4 separate regions of the Homo sapiens genome follow, and regions 1, 3 and 4 are each linked to region 2. A link is a contact called in ENCODE Hi-C or POLR2A ChIA-PET data. All regions are on one chromosome and are shown on one strand. The core of a region is the stretch at or near the end of the contact, and the rest is flanking DNA. Distances in the headings are between cores, read along the strand shown. Region 1 overlaps LIMD1 (LIM domain containing 1). Region 2 holds the start of LZTFL1 (leucine zipper transcription factor like 1). Region 3 holds the start of LIMD1 (LIM domain containing 1). Region 4 overlaps LIMD1 (LIM domain containing 1).

The links. Hi-C counts contacts between places; a loop is a spot of excess contacts on that map. ChIA-PET counts read pairs that join two places held with the same protein, here RNA polymerase II (POLR2A). Pooled maps may share reads with other maps.
Region 1: a loop to region 2 is called in a pooled map, with 2.7 times the contacts of the local background. The contact joins the enhancer-like site here to the promoter of LZTFL1 in region 2. A Hi-C loop is called at or near these places in 1 of 50 pooled maps. POLR2A ChIA-PET finds 5 or more read pairs at or near these places in 3 of 52 experiments (AG04449, H1 and HEK293).
Region 3: a map of B cell shows a loop between it and region 2 (11-fold over the local background). The contact joins the promoter of LIMD1 here to the promoter of LZTFL1 in region 2. A Hi-C loop is called at or near these places in 5 of 168 maps with a recorded cell type or tissue (B cell, HCT116, ascending aorta and 2 more) and 12 of 50 pooled maps. POLR2A ChIA-PET finds 5 or more read pairs at or near these places in 4 of 52 experiments (AG04449, H1, HEK293 and 1 more).
Region 4: a loop to region 2 is called in a pooled map, with 2.7 times the contacts of the local background. The contact joins the enhancer-like site here to the promoter of LZTFL1 in region 2. A Hi-C loop is called at or near these places in 1 of 168 maps with a recorded cell type or tissue (mammary epithelial cell) and 9 of 50 pooled maps. POLR2A ChIA-PET finds 5 or more read pairs at or near these places in 2 of 52 experiments (T-cell and activated T-cell).

The regions. Positions count from the first base shown.
Region 1 is chr3:45,611,508-45,614,730 of GRCh38, reverse strand. All of the region lies in intron 1 of LIMD1 (LIM domain containing 1), which reads right to left. Among named protein-coding and RNA genes, the nearest start is that of LIMD1, 18 kb to the right of the region's middle. RefSeq lists enhancers at 1,833-1,882, 2,940-3,009. Within about 2 kb of position 1,615, at least 6 of the 41 ENCODE cell types and tissues checked have a DNase peak (open chromatin) inside an H3K27ac peak, as active enhancers do.
Region 2 is chr3:45,840,410-45,843,480 of GRCh38, reverse strand. It overlaps LZTFL1 (leucine zipper transcription factor like 1), which reads left to right and starts at 1,362. Exons shown (of 10, transcript NM_020347.4): 1 at 1,362-1,492. The coding sequence starts at 1,490.
Region 3 is chr3:45,592,939-45,596,240 of GRCh38, reverse strand. LIMD1 (LIM domain containing 1) reads right to left here and starts at 1,490. Exons shown (of 8, transcript NM_014240.3): 1 at 1-1,490. The coding sequence starts at 1,361. RefSeq lists an enhancer at 1,614-1,783 and silencers at 1,874-2,003, 2,014-2,483.
Region 4 is chr3:45,655,369-45,658,283 of GRCh38, reverse strand. All of the region lies in intron 2 of LIMD1 (LIM domain containing 1), which reads right to left. Among named protein-coding and RNA genes, the nearest start is that of LIMD1-AS1, 32 kb to the left of the region's middle. Within about 2 kb of position 1,368, at least 8 of the 41 ENCODE cell types and tissues checked have a DNase peak (open chromatin) inside an H3K27ac peak, as active enhancers do.

The DNA of each region.
Region 1 (3,223 bases), core at 366-2,865, 230 kb after region 2:
CTTTTTTTGAGACAGGGCCTCATTCTGTTGCCCAGGCTGGAATGCAGTGGTGTGATCATGGCTCACTGCAGCTTTGACCTCCTGGGCTCATATGATCCTCCCACCTCAGCCTCCCCGGTACCTGGAACTATAGGCACGCACCACCACGCCCAGCTAATTTTTTTATTTTTCGTAGAGACAAAGTTTCACCATGTTGCCCAGGCTGGTCTTGAATCTCTAAGCTCAAGCAATCCCCCTGCCTCAGCTCCCAAAGTGCTGGGATTACAAAGTGCGTGAACCACAGCACCCGGGCAGAGGATTTCCTTTTTTTTTTTTTTTTTTAACTACAGGTGCCCGCCACCACGCCCGGCTAATTTTTTATATTTGTTGTAGAGGCTGGGTTTCACCATGTTAGCCAGGATGGTCTCGATCTCCTGACCTCGTGATCCACCCGCCTCGGCCTCCCAAAGTGCTGGGATGACAAGCATGAGCCACTGTGCCCAGCCTAAGAGGATTTCTGTACTAGAGAAAACTGGTAAAAGCAAAAACAAAAAAATGTTTTTTAAATCAAACTCTTAAGAGAGCAAAGAAGCAAAGTAAAATAGTGATGGGCTCACAGCCCATCACTATCAAGAAAGGAATAAAATATCTTGTGAAGATAATATTTTAACAGAGGAAATTGGGAGGGTATCAGCCAAGCGTTGCCAGCTCAGAGAACAGGTGGCTTAGAAAGCAACAAGTAAAGCAGGGCCCCCAAGAAATTCTAAAAACAGCTGGAGAATCAGAGGAACTTTCACACTGCTGTGGGAATGCTAAGTGGCACGGCCACTTTGGAAAAGTTTTTGGCAGTTGCTAAAAAAGTTATACATACACCTACTCCATGATCCAGCAATTCTACTCCTAGGTATTTACCCAAGAGAAACGAAAGCCTGTGTCTATACAAAGACTTGTACATATAAGGTGCAGTGGCTCATGCCTATAATTCCAGCACTTTAGGAGGCCAAGGCAGGAGAATCACTTGAAGCCAGGAGTTCAAAACCAACCTGGACAACATAGCGAGATCCCATATTTACAAAAGAAAAAAACAAACAAAAAAAAAACCCAAAGTCTTACACAAAAACAATCCTAACAGACTTATTCATAATAGCCAAAAATGAAAAAAAAAAAAAAACCTCAACAGGGAAATGGAAAAACAAATCTTGTGGTGTATCCATACAATGTAATATTACTCAGCAGTAAAACAAAAGCACAATTGATAATGCAAAAAGCCCAGTTGATAATGCAACAGCATAGCTGAATTTCACAGATATTATCTGAGTGAAATAAGCTGGACAAAGGAGTACTATAGTTGATTCTCATTATTTGGCAAGAATACTGAATCAGTCAATACTGAACCACTGCTTCTGGCAGAAATACAGGGTTAGGTTTCTGAAAACTTCTGACCACAACACTTTCATCAACTGATGAATATATGACCTTGTTTTATGTGTGCTTCTATTTAGAGACACCTTCCTTAGTATATATTGTTGATTCATTAACATCGAACCCTCAGCCAACAGCCCTGTAGCTCGTGCCTGAAGAAAGCTTCTCTCATACATATTCTCGTTGTAAAGCACATCACAGCCCTCTTGCTCTTAGGAACACTAGAAAGCACTCCAGCACTGTGCCTGGGGGCCATTTGAAACAGCAAAATCATCAACAAAAACCACAAAAATGCAAAAACCATGGCACTAAATAGACCATGAAAAGGACACCTGTTTACTGCATGACCTGAAACAAGAAGGCGGAGCGTTGCCTTGTTCGACTTCAGCTGGGAAGATAGGCGTCAGGGGACTCAAACTTTTCAGCACTCTGTTATATCTGTGAATGATCACAAAAGAACTGTGAGTATTAATTTTGGGGTTACAAATAAATTTTAGCAAGTAAGCTGATTCACAAATACAGAATCTGTGGATAATGAAGATCAACTGTATATAAATACTATATGAATCCATTTATATTACATCTTAGAATGGGCAAAACTAATAAATGATTTTAAAAAATCAGAATTGTAGTTGCCTGGAGGTGAGCACTAACTGGAAAGAAGCATGAGGGAACTTTCTGGGGATGGAACTATTCTATATCTTGATAGGAATGTGGGTCACACAGGTGCATGCATCTGTCAAAACTCACTGAACTACACATTTCTCTGTATGCAAATACAGCATTTTGAAAACAATTCCTAGACACTCCTCCTATCAAGAAGTGAGAGTGTGGAAAGGCTTGTGAATGCTTAAAGTAATAGAGCACAGCAGAATGACACTAAATGACTTCCAGGCATTGAGCCTGACCCCAAGTATCCAATGCAGACATCAAATAGCCTGCAAAAGGCCTGGCACAGTGGCTCACACCTGTTATCCTAGCACTTTGGGAGGCCGAGGTGGGAGGATCACTTGAGCCCAGGAGTTCAAGACCAGCCTGGGCAAGACAGCGAGACCCTGCCTCTACAAAAATTAACAAATTAGCCAGGCATGGTTGTGCATACCTGTGTTTCCAGTTATTCGGGGGGCTGGGATGGGAGGATTGCTTGAGCCCAGGAAGCCAAGGCTACAGTGAGCTAAGATGGTGCCACTGAACTCTAACCTGGGTACAGAGTGAGAATTTGTCTTTAAAGAGAGAGAGAGAGAGAGAGAGAGAGAGAGCGCGCACCTGCAAACCATGACAGAGCTGGGCAGAAGCCATGCTAGCTTCCTCAACACCACCTCCTTTCTTTCTCCCTGCCTTCCTCACCGCCTCCCACCAACTTCACTTCCTCTGCTCTCTGGCTACAAATTTGGGCAGAGATGCCTCTCCCCACACCTCACACACCCACCGTCAGGCATGGGCAACCCAGAGAGGTGGCAGCTGTGTGCTATGGGTAGAGGAGGGGCTGCCAGCTCCAGTCCATTCATGGCTTCTAACTGACCTCTGTGGCTGGCCAACAAAGAGCCTCTGTGTAAGTCCCTGCCACCTGCAAGCAAAGCCTCAGTGATGTCAGGACAAGCCTCAGACAAACAGGCCTTTGCAAGCTGCCTGGAAAGCCACCTCCCAGCCTGCCCCTGCATTGGCCACAGGCTTATTGGGAGGCCCATACCCAGGAAAGGGCTCCATAGCCTACACAGAGGGATAGGACATAGGCATCCCAGTAGCCTGTGGCCCCTGATGAGCCAAATCCCAAACAGCCTTCCTCCCACCTCTTGGGACAGGAAACACCATCGTTCACTTC
Region 2 (3,071 bases), core at 113-2,612:
AACTTTGTTTACTGATCAGTCATAAAAGTTTTTATGAACTTCATCTCGCACCCACAACACCTTGTAAAGTGACCCTCTCACTATGTGAACACAACGAATGTCTACAGAGGAAAGAACCACGTATTATGAGGATTAACTACTGGAATGGAATGTGTCTATTAATAGCTCATAGTAGGCACTAAATAATGGCAACCAAATTCAACAACACTCACTAAACAGAAATGGGGAGGTGGGATGGTAAAGGGGAAGTTTAACTGAGCTTGGAAGGGGTTAATATTCAGGGTTGAGAGAATCTGCCCTTAGGAATCTTTCAAGAAGACAGGGATCCTGCCCAAATGCCATTGCAGTGCCAAGGGTAGGGAGCCTAGCCAAAGCTGAAGTTGGGCATACCCACGCCACTGCCTTCAGGCCATCATTCCGTGCATTGGAATGCTCCAGGTGACACACAGGAGAACCTTGTTTACTGTTCTTGACCCAAGGCTTGAGATCCTTCTGTGGGCAAATGCCTGCACATCACCTCTGTATCATGTGAGTGAAGGACTCTGAGTCCCTGGTATTTGCAATAATCGATCTCATCCTACACTTGTCCTTCCAAGCCAGTGTTTCTAAGAGTGGTCCTGATCTGTGATCACTCCTGGAACATCGGTTAAAAAGTGCAGATCCCAAGGACCCAAGCTAGACTTGTGAATCAGAATTTCTGGAGATAAGGCCCAGGAATTTGTTCAACAAGCTTCCATAGTAGTTCCAGGCATATGGAACCTTTTGAAATTCACTGCTCTCGGAGAAAACCCATGCTTTTTGCATTTTTTTTAAATGGAAAAATGTTGCTAGAGACTTTTAGCTGGAAATATAAGAGAAGATAATAACAACACAGTAATAATAATGGGCGGAGTCATGGGGAGGGGTCGTTTGAAGCTCTATTTGAGAACCTGCTGGCATTGGTGTTGTTGGCCTGTCTCAGCCACCCTGATGCTCAGGTAGGAACTCCTGAAAAAAAAAAATGTCTGGGCCGCGCCCTATGAGACCATTGAAAGGTCTGGGATGTCCATTCATCCTTGGGGTCACCTATGCCACAGGAAGTTCTGGACAAGAACTTCCCAACAATCCATAAGCGGACGCCACGAGGCGCGAAGCGCGTTGGTGGCCACACGCAACTCCAGGCAGCCCAACCCTCCCGCTACCTTCTGCAACTGCAGTCAGCTCCCAAAAGTGAACTGGCACAAAAAGGTGGGACTTCCGGCCCTGGAAGCCAATGCGCATGTGGCAGTCAACCGGTTACGCAATACTTCCTGTCGCGTGATCCTGAGGACCAATGAAAATGCATAATTGCAGTCCACGTGCCTCGGTTTCCGTTAGCAACCAGAGGCTTCTAAACAACCTACCCTCCTTCCCCATTTTCTGTGGTCCAACTACCCTCGGCGATCCCAGGCTTGGCGGGGCACCGCCTGGCCTCTCCCGTTCCTTTAGGCTGCCGCCGCTGCCTGCCGCCATGGTGAGTAACCGACCCTCAGGCGCCGCACCGCGCACAGGAGAGAGCGCGGCCGGGGCTGGAGACACTGAGCGGGTGGGCCCGGAATGATTACGTGGCCTCGTTGGGTCTGGCCGCACCTCAGCCTCCCTGAGAAGGGGAGCTGCGCCGGGCGCGAGAGATTCGGTTAACCGCAGCCCAAGCCCTTCTGGGGTAATCCTGGGTGAAGCCTTTTCCCAGCAGCCCAGCTCCGCCGCATCGCTTCGTTTCTCTCCTGCCTGCGGGGGCTGGAGCCAAGGCACAACTCTTAGGTGGCAGGTGAGGAGAGATAGAGGAAACTGCTGCCGGCCTAAGGTGCACGGCAGGGTTCTTAACTCTATTTCAAGAAGCTCCAAGTTTACGCACACACACACATTAACACATACGCAGGGTTCTCACTCAGTTTCAGGAAGCTCTAAGGTTTACACAGACACACGCGCGCGCGCGGTAACCAGAGGAGCAGGGAGAACGAATCCAGCTTTCTGTGTGATTGAAATCCAACTTTCTGATGTGGAGGTGACTTTAAGAATCCCAGCACCCCGTATTACAGCTGAGGAATTTGGGTGACATTTCCTTTGTTTTGGCTTGCTCAAAAAATATCATTAATCCCTCCAGCGAATATAGCATGCCATCTTAAATACCAGTCATACTTAGAACAGTGCACAGCACTGAAATGTTCAGGAAAACGGATGAAACCAGGGTTGAGAGCACCACCTGAAATAGCTACTGAAATACTTCAGCAACCAGAATTTCTATTTAGTCCACACTGTGTTCCAAGCGCTGTCTGGGAGCTGAGAAGACACCTGTGAGCTAAACAGATTGCTCCCTCCCCTTCTTGAGTTTAGAGCCTCTCCACTCATTCTCTTGATTTCCCTAAAATATCAGGAGAACACGTTGAAAACAAATCACAAAAAAATTGGTATCTCTTCCTGTTCTATCTTCTGTCATTCCTTTCCATCAGTTAACAACTGAGGCTTTGGAATCAGGCTCAGGTTCTTCATTAGTAAATTGCAGATAATAACTACACAAGACTGTTAATATGATAAGTAAGATAATGCGTGTAAACAGTGCAGTACCTGTGAAAATATTAAGCATTCAGTATCTGATAGGTATTATTAAACTGTGCTCATTTTTATCATTACAGTTTCCTCCTTGTACTTATCTTAAATTGTATATGGATTTGTGGGCATGGTTAAGAACAGGGAACCCTTTCTGGTACCTTACCCATTTCTCTTCTATCCCCTTCCCCCTAAACACACATACACAATTTGTGGTACAATTTCAAGACACTAGCTTGGCAATGCTCTGGCAGGATTTCTTGCTGTATGTTTTCAGCTCTTTTTATTATTATTTTAACGGAATATTTCTACAATAAAATTCAAACAAATTCTGACTTCCCCACTTGGATACCTCCCATTGTTTCTAACCATTTTAGGACTGATCATCATATCTACCTCTCATTTAGCAGATAGTAAAACTAATGTCATTGGGGTTAAGTGACTTGGTAACAGACTGTTACCAAGGTAGATAGTTGCATAGCTAGACCTAAACCTGGTTTCTAATC
Region 3 (3,302 bases), core at 241-2,740, 250 kb after region 2:
TGGGTGAGGGCTTCTAATTTCAACTCAGCAGCAGAGGGTCTCAGCTCAGGACCTGGGACGAGGGGCTGGCAGGGCAGCCTTACCCTAGGGGAGCTGGGGCTGTCCAGGAGCACAGATCCCAGGCTACCATCAGAAGACCAGCCCAGGGGACCCTCTTTACAAGATAACTCAGGCAGGGTGGACATCACTGGATGGACAAGACTGGTGGGGCTGAGCTTGGGACCAGTGCCAAGGTCTGTGCAGCCAGGCTTCGGCCCCAGCCCAGGGACCGCACCCTGCTGTGAACCGTCCAGACCAGCTGGCGAGGATGACGGGGCAGAACTGGAAAGGTAAGATTTGGGCCCATCCTGGAACCAGGGTTGGGGGTCCACATTGGGTTTGGACATCACACCTGAAACCTCACCCCCCAGCCCCGAGTTTGATCTTGGAAGACCTCCTTGCCTGGGGCAGCTCAGGGCCAAGGGTGCTGACACAGAAGGGGTCCTGGGCTGAACAGGCCCCACAGCTGGTGCTCCGTTCTCCAAGTTTGGGGAAGGCAGGCCAGGGCTCACCCGCTGGGAGGAGGCAGTGGACCAAAGGCCTGTTGGCTTCTCGCTGCTGCGGCCACCAATGCCACTATTCTGACCACCGAGGCTACCCTCAGAAGACCTGCTGGAGCTCAGGGAGAGCTGTCGGTGATTTAGGGGATGGTCCCCGCAGGGTTTGGGCAGTGGTGGGTCACTCCCCGGGGAGCTAGGCCACCCACTCCCTACACTCAGGCCGATGCTGGGGGACACTCCTGGTTTGTCACCCCACTTTGGGCTTGCCAAGGAGAGGTTGTCATAATAGTCTCCATGAGTGAGGCAGGAAGGATCCTCACAGGGGCCTGGCTGGTGGAAAGCAGACATCTCAGAAGTCGCCAGGCTCTCCCTGGAACCACAGTCCTGGCTGCCATGCCTCGTGCCATGCAGGTATGGCCTGGATCTCTGCTCCTGCGGTGGGTACGGGGGCTGCCCAGCAGCGAGGGTGGTGACTGCCCCAGGTGCCCCTGTCGAGGCAGCAAGAGGAGGCTTGGCAGCACCATCCACAGTCAGCTTGCTGCCCACAACTTCCCAACGGGCCTGTGGGCCCAGGCGGCCCCCTCCATTGACAGGGCCTCTACTCCCCCTGGGCAGAGTCTCCTCCTGCAGGAGCTGCTGCTGCTGCTGCTGGAGGTGGATTTTGGCCATCTTGGTGGCGAACACCCTGCGAGTTTCCTCAAACTCGGGGTTGTTGCCTGCACCCTTGTCCACTCGGAAGAGCCCATCCTTAGAGGCCTCATACATGTTCAGGTCCTCGATGAATTTACTGGCCTCCAGGCCCAGGTCGTCATACTTATCCATGCTGCAGACAGGTGTCCGGGCCTAGCCCAGGTGCCGTGTGTGTGTGTGTGTGTGTGTGTGTGTGTGTGTGTGTGTGTGTGTGTGTGTGTGTGTGTGTGTGTTGAGGGCAGCGGGGAGATGCTGGCGAAGGGTCGGGGCTCAAGTCCGGCCCAGTACAAGTAAAGACTTCCACCTGCCTAGCGTGAAGGGCATGACCCCAGGATTTAAGAGTCCAGCCGAAGTTGAGACCTCAACGCCAGCTGGACCAAGTTTGCTTCCAACTCCCTTTCCCCTGGAGACGTCCTTGTTGGGGTAGCTGGTGGCACTTCGCCGTCCCGGGCCTGCTCAGCGGAGTTCTTTTCTCCTCTTCAAATTATAAAAGGAAAAAGAAAACAGCAAAAAAGTAAAATCACATCCTCCTTAGGCAACCAAACACGGAAACTCACAGCAAGGCAGCAGCCGACTGGGCCGGGTGAAGCTGAATCGGCCGGGAGGGCGCCGAGGCCGCGAGTCGGGCCGGAGCAAACGCGCGGCGGCTGAGGCGCAGGTACGTTCCAGGCGCTGGGTCCTCCGCTGCTTCCCCGGAGCTGCGATCCCGGCCGGCGCCTGGCAGGAACGCCGTCCGGGACGCACGGGCGGCCGAGCAGCGGCAGGAAGTTCACGGCAGCTGGGGCTGGCGGCCCATTGTCCGATGGCGGCGGCGGATCGGCGCGCGCGGGCCGGAGGGCGGCGGGACGCGGAAGTGAGTGCGCCAGGCGCAGTCCCTGCTGCTCGCTCGCCGGCTCTGCACGTCCCGAGCCCGCGCCGGGGCGGAGGGGGCGGCCGAGGGGCGGGGACGGCGCGCGGGCGGGCGCCCAGGGGCAGGCCTGCACCCGGCAGCGTGGCTGGGCCTCCTGCCCCCAGGCCTGGCTGGAGAACACCGAGGGGTGCCCCACAAGTCCGTCCCACGCTCTAGCACTGGGACTGCACGGGACTTCGCCGCCGCCACTGCCGCCCCCTGCGAGTCCTGGACCGAATTGGGTGCTCCGACCTCCCTTCCAGCCTCGGGTCCTCAGCCCGGCCCCGCCCCTGGCAGCGCTGGGCGGGGTCCTCCGCTCGGAGACGGGCGGCCTGGGTAGCCTGCATGGGCCCAACACAGGCGCTGGGAGTTTGCGAGGACTTTCGAGGACGCCGCTCCTCGCTCCACTGCCTCAGTTTCCCCGGTGGAAAGCCAGCCCTTTGTGCCTCTCGAGGCCGGCACCGTCCAGGCTGTGCCCGCCGCCCGGCTTGCCCGAGGTGCACTATTGGAGAGGCGCACGGGCGTGTCACCCATGGCTGGCCCACCGTCCTCTTTGACAGGTCGGGAGACTGAGGCAGAGAGGGGGAAATGCCCAACATGCCAACGTAACCAGCAAAGCGTAGATGGGAGCCCGGGCCCTCTGAAAGAGCGAAAAAGAAGAAAGTCTCGTTGTGCCTGCGCGCATTTCACGTCCTCAGTGCAGCAGTAAAAGCACGTGCCCTAGTAGGCTCGTTATTCGTAGAGGGACCCATCTGCAAGTGGATCCGCGCGGCTGCAGGGACACCAGGCCTGACTCCTTGGCGCCCCCGCATGGCCCGGGACTCCCTATACCAGTTCCCAGGCGATCCTGGAGAGGTTTCATTTCCCACACTACAGCCATCGTGATCCTAAGGCAAATACTAGAACAGACACTTCTCTACCTAAATCCTCAGTGCTTACCCCAGAATTAAATTGAAATCGGCCCCTTGCCGCAGCCTTCTGGGCCAGATCTAGGGATCTTCCCTCCCTCCCTGCACTCTAGCTGCAGGAGCTTCCTGGTGTCTGCCCAGAGCTTGCCCCTAAACTGAGTGGCTCATCTTTCCCATCCCTGCTGAAGTCACCTCCTCTTAGAGGCCTCCTCAGAGTGGTTCCTGTTGTTCTTTTTCAGCACCCTCTTTACTTCCTGCTCAGTTCTGATAACTATT
Region 4 (2,915 bases), core at 119-2,618, 190 kb after region 2:
ACTCCCCCACTGACCTAAGAGGGTGGGGCTTAGTTTGCTCTGAAGAACTCACACTTCATTTTTCACTTCGGTTTTGAAAGACCACCTGAGGTTAGAAACTGGATAGTGTATCAAAATATATTTGTTTGTATTCTGAGTGGGAGAAAAGCCTAACATCTACTGATTGTCTTCTGTGGTCTAAGTACTATGTTTAGGGCTTTCACATATATTTTTAAATGCTTGAAAACTTTGCCACACAGGTTACTGCATCACTCCACCTTCTGACCCTGTACTGTCACATGCCTTTTACGGAAGAAACTCACAAAGTCATTTCCTACTCAAAGCCATCACCTACTCCAGGTTTCAGTGAGCGTAGAAAGGGTTCAGTAAAGAGTCGGGCAGAAATAAAACACATCACATGTCAATGTCATGGAGCAGTACAAGGATACAGGAATTGATTATTTTTGGGAATCACTTGAAATCACACCCAAGGATTACTCCTAACTTTCTGGAGTAAAAATATGATACTTATGAATTACACATTATCGTTTTCATTTCATAAGTAAGGAAATTGAGGCTTACCCAGGTAGTAAGTGGGCAGGATGGGAACCCAGATTTGTCTGACTGTGAAGACTGTGCTTGTTCCACTGCACCATGAGGCCATGCAGCAGTATTTAATGCTTGTTGGATGCACACCTATATGCAGAATCCAGTTTCTCTCTTCTGCCAGGAAATGGGACAGGCCTTTCTTTCTTTTTCCTTTTTTTTTTTTTTTTTTTTGAGACAGCGTCTTGCTCTGTTGCCCAGGCTGGAGTGCAGTGGTACAATCATAGCTCACTGCAGCCTCGAACTCCTGGTCTCAGCAATCCTCCCGCCTTGGCCTCCCAAAGCGTTGAGATTACAGGTGTGAGTTACCATATCTGGCCGGAAAAGGGAATTTTCATTCAAACACTTTCTAGGTACTGGGCCTTTTACTTGCCTCATGTCTCACTTAAGTGTCATGAACAGCTCCGTAAAAACTCCTTGTGATGACAGGCATTTAGATGTAACTTGATAGGTAACCTTCCACTTGGAGACAGGCTAAAGTTTGTATCTTTGGAGAAAGGGGGTTGCTGAGAGGAGGCTGAGGCCAGGTAGGAAACAGCAAGCAACCTGGTGCTGAGAAGCAGGGAGGCAGAAAAGGTATTCTCCAGGCTGAATCACCCCAGATTTGGCCAATGAAACAGACGCCAACTAACCTGAAAATTCCTGGAATCACTGCCACTGTCCTGAAAGTTCCAATCAAGAGCAGGATCCAGAATCCTCCTTATTGACATTTAAGCTAGAGCACCCAACCGCCACTAGGTGGTGCCAAACCACAGCCAGGACAAGGACAGGTTGAAGCAGCACAATTTACCCCAAGCCAGCCAGCCCTGGAGGCCTGCTTGAGTCATTTCATTAATCTTGCAATAATGTGCCCTGACGTTTGGGCAGTTGAAACTCACTTGTCGGCTGGGCGTGGTGGCTCACGCCTGTAATCTCAGCACTTTGGGAGGCCAAGGTGGGCGGATCATGAGGTCAGGAGACCAAGACCATCCTGGCCAACATGGTGAAACCCCGTCCCTACTAAAAATACAAAAACCAGCTGGGTGTGGTGGTGCGTGCCTGTAATCCCAGCTACTCAGGAAGCTGAGGCAGGAGAATCGCTTGAACCCGGGAGGCCGAGGTTGCAGTGAGCCGAGATTGCACCACTGCACTCCAGCCTGGCGACAGAGTGAGACTCCGTCTCAAAAAAAAAAAGAAAGAAAAAGAAAAAGGAAACTCACTTACTATATTACGGTTGAGTTACTGATGCTTTTTTTTTTTTTTCTGATGGAGAAACAAAAGCTAAAGAGGTTAAATTCACCTATGTAGCTAAAAGTTAAATAGAAAAGTTGAGATTCGAACCCAGGTCTCTCTTGTGCAAAGTCAACACTCTTTCCACCACACTATACTGTCTCTCTTGTTTTCTGTTCCAAAAGGAATATCTCTCAGACTAAGGGGAATGTCTTAGTCATTTTAGGCTGTTAGAACAAAATACCATAAAGTGAGTAGCTTAAACAATAGACATTTATTTCTCACAGCTCTGGAGGTTGGAAGTCCAACATCAGGGTGCTAGTAGGGTCAGGTTCTTGGTGAGGATCCAGTTCCTGATTTACAGATGGCTGTCTTCCTGCTGTTTTCTCACATGGTGGAAAGGGAACTAACTACATCTCTGAGCTCTTCTTATAAGGACACTAATCCCATTCAGGAAGTATCCACTCTCATAACTTAATCACCTCCCAAAGACTCCACCTCCAAATACCATCATGTTGGGATTAGAGATTCAACATAAGGATTTGTGAGGGGGCGGTATAAACGTTCAGTCCTTCCAGGGAAGTAGATGGATTTCCTGGCATTCCCAATTAAACTTCCTTCTGCTCCCTTGAAGAGGCAAATTTCACTGTCCTCACTGACTTGTTATGGCGGCTCATACGTAGAGACGTAACACTAGGGAGCTGCTGCGGCTTTGGCAGAGCTAATAAGGACAGAGGACAAAATGGAATAGCCGAGGGATAAACACCAAAAACTTAGGTGGTTCTCAAACCTTAGCATGCTTCAGAACCACCAGGTGAGTTTGTTGAAACACAGACTGCTGACTTAGTAAGTGTGGGAAGGGGCCCGAGACTCTGCATTTCTAGTTAAGTTCCCTAGTGATGCTGATGGTGCTAGTCCAGGGACCACACTTTGAGAACCACCAAGTCAGACTATGCCTCAGGCTTGTCTCTGAACTGGCACTTCCATTTGATGCTGTTCATCTTGGTCAAAAATGCTAAGACCTAAACCATCCCTGAATAATCAGCATCAAACATAAACTGGGGGTGGGAGTGTCAGTGTTACATCTTTATAATTCTAGTTTCAGAATCGTCCTGCTTCCA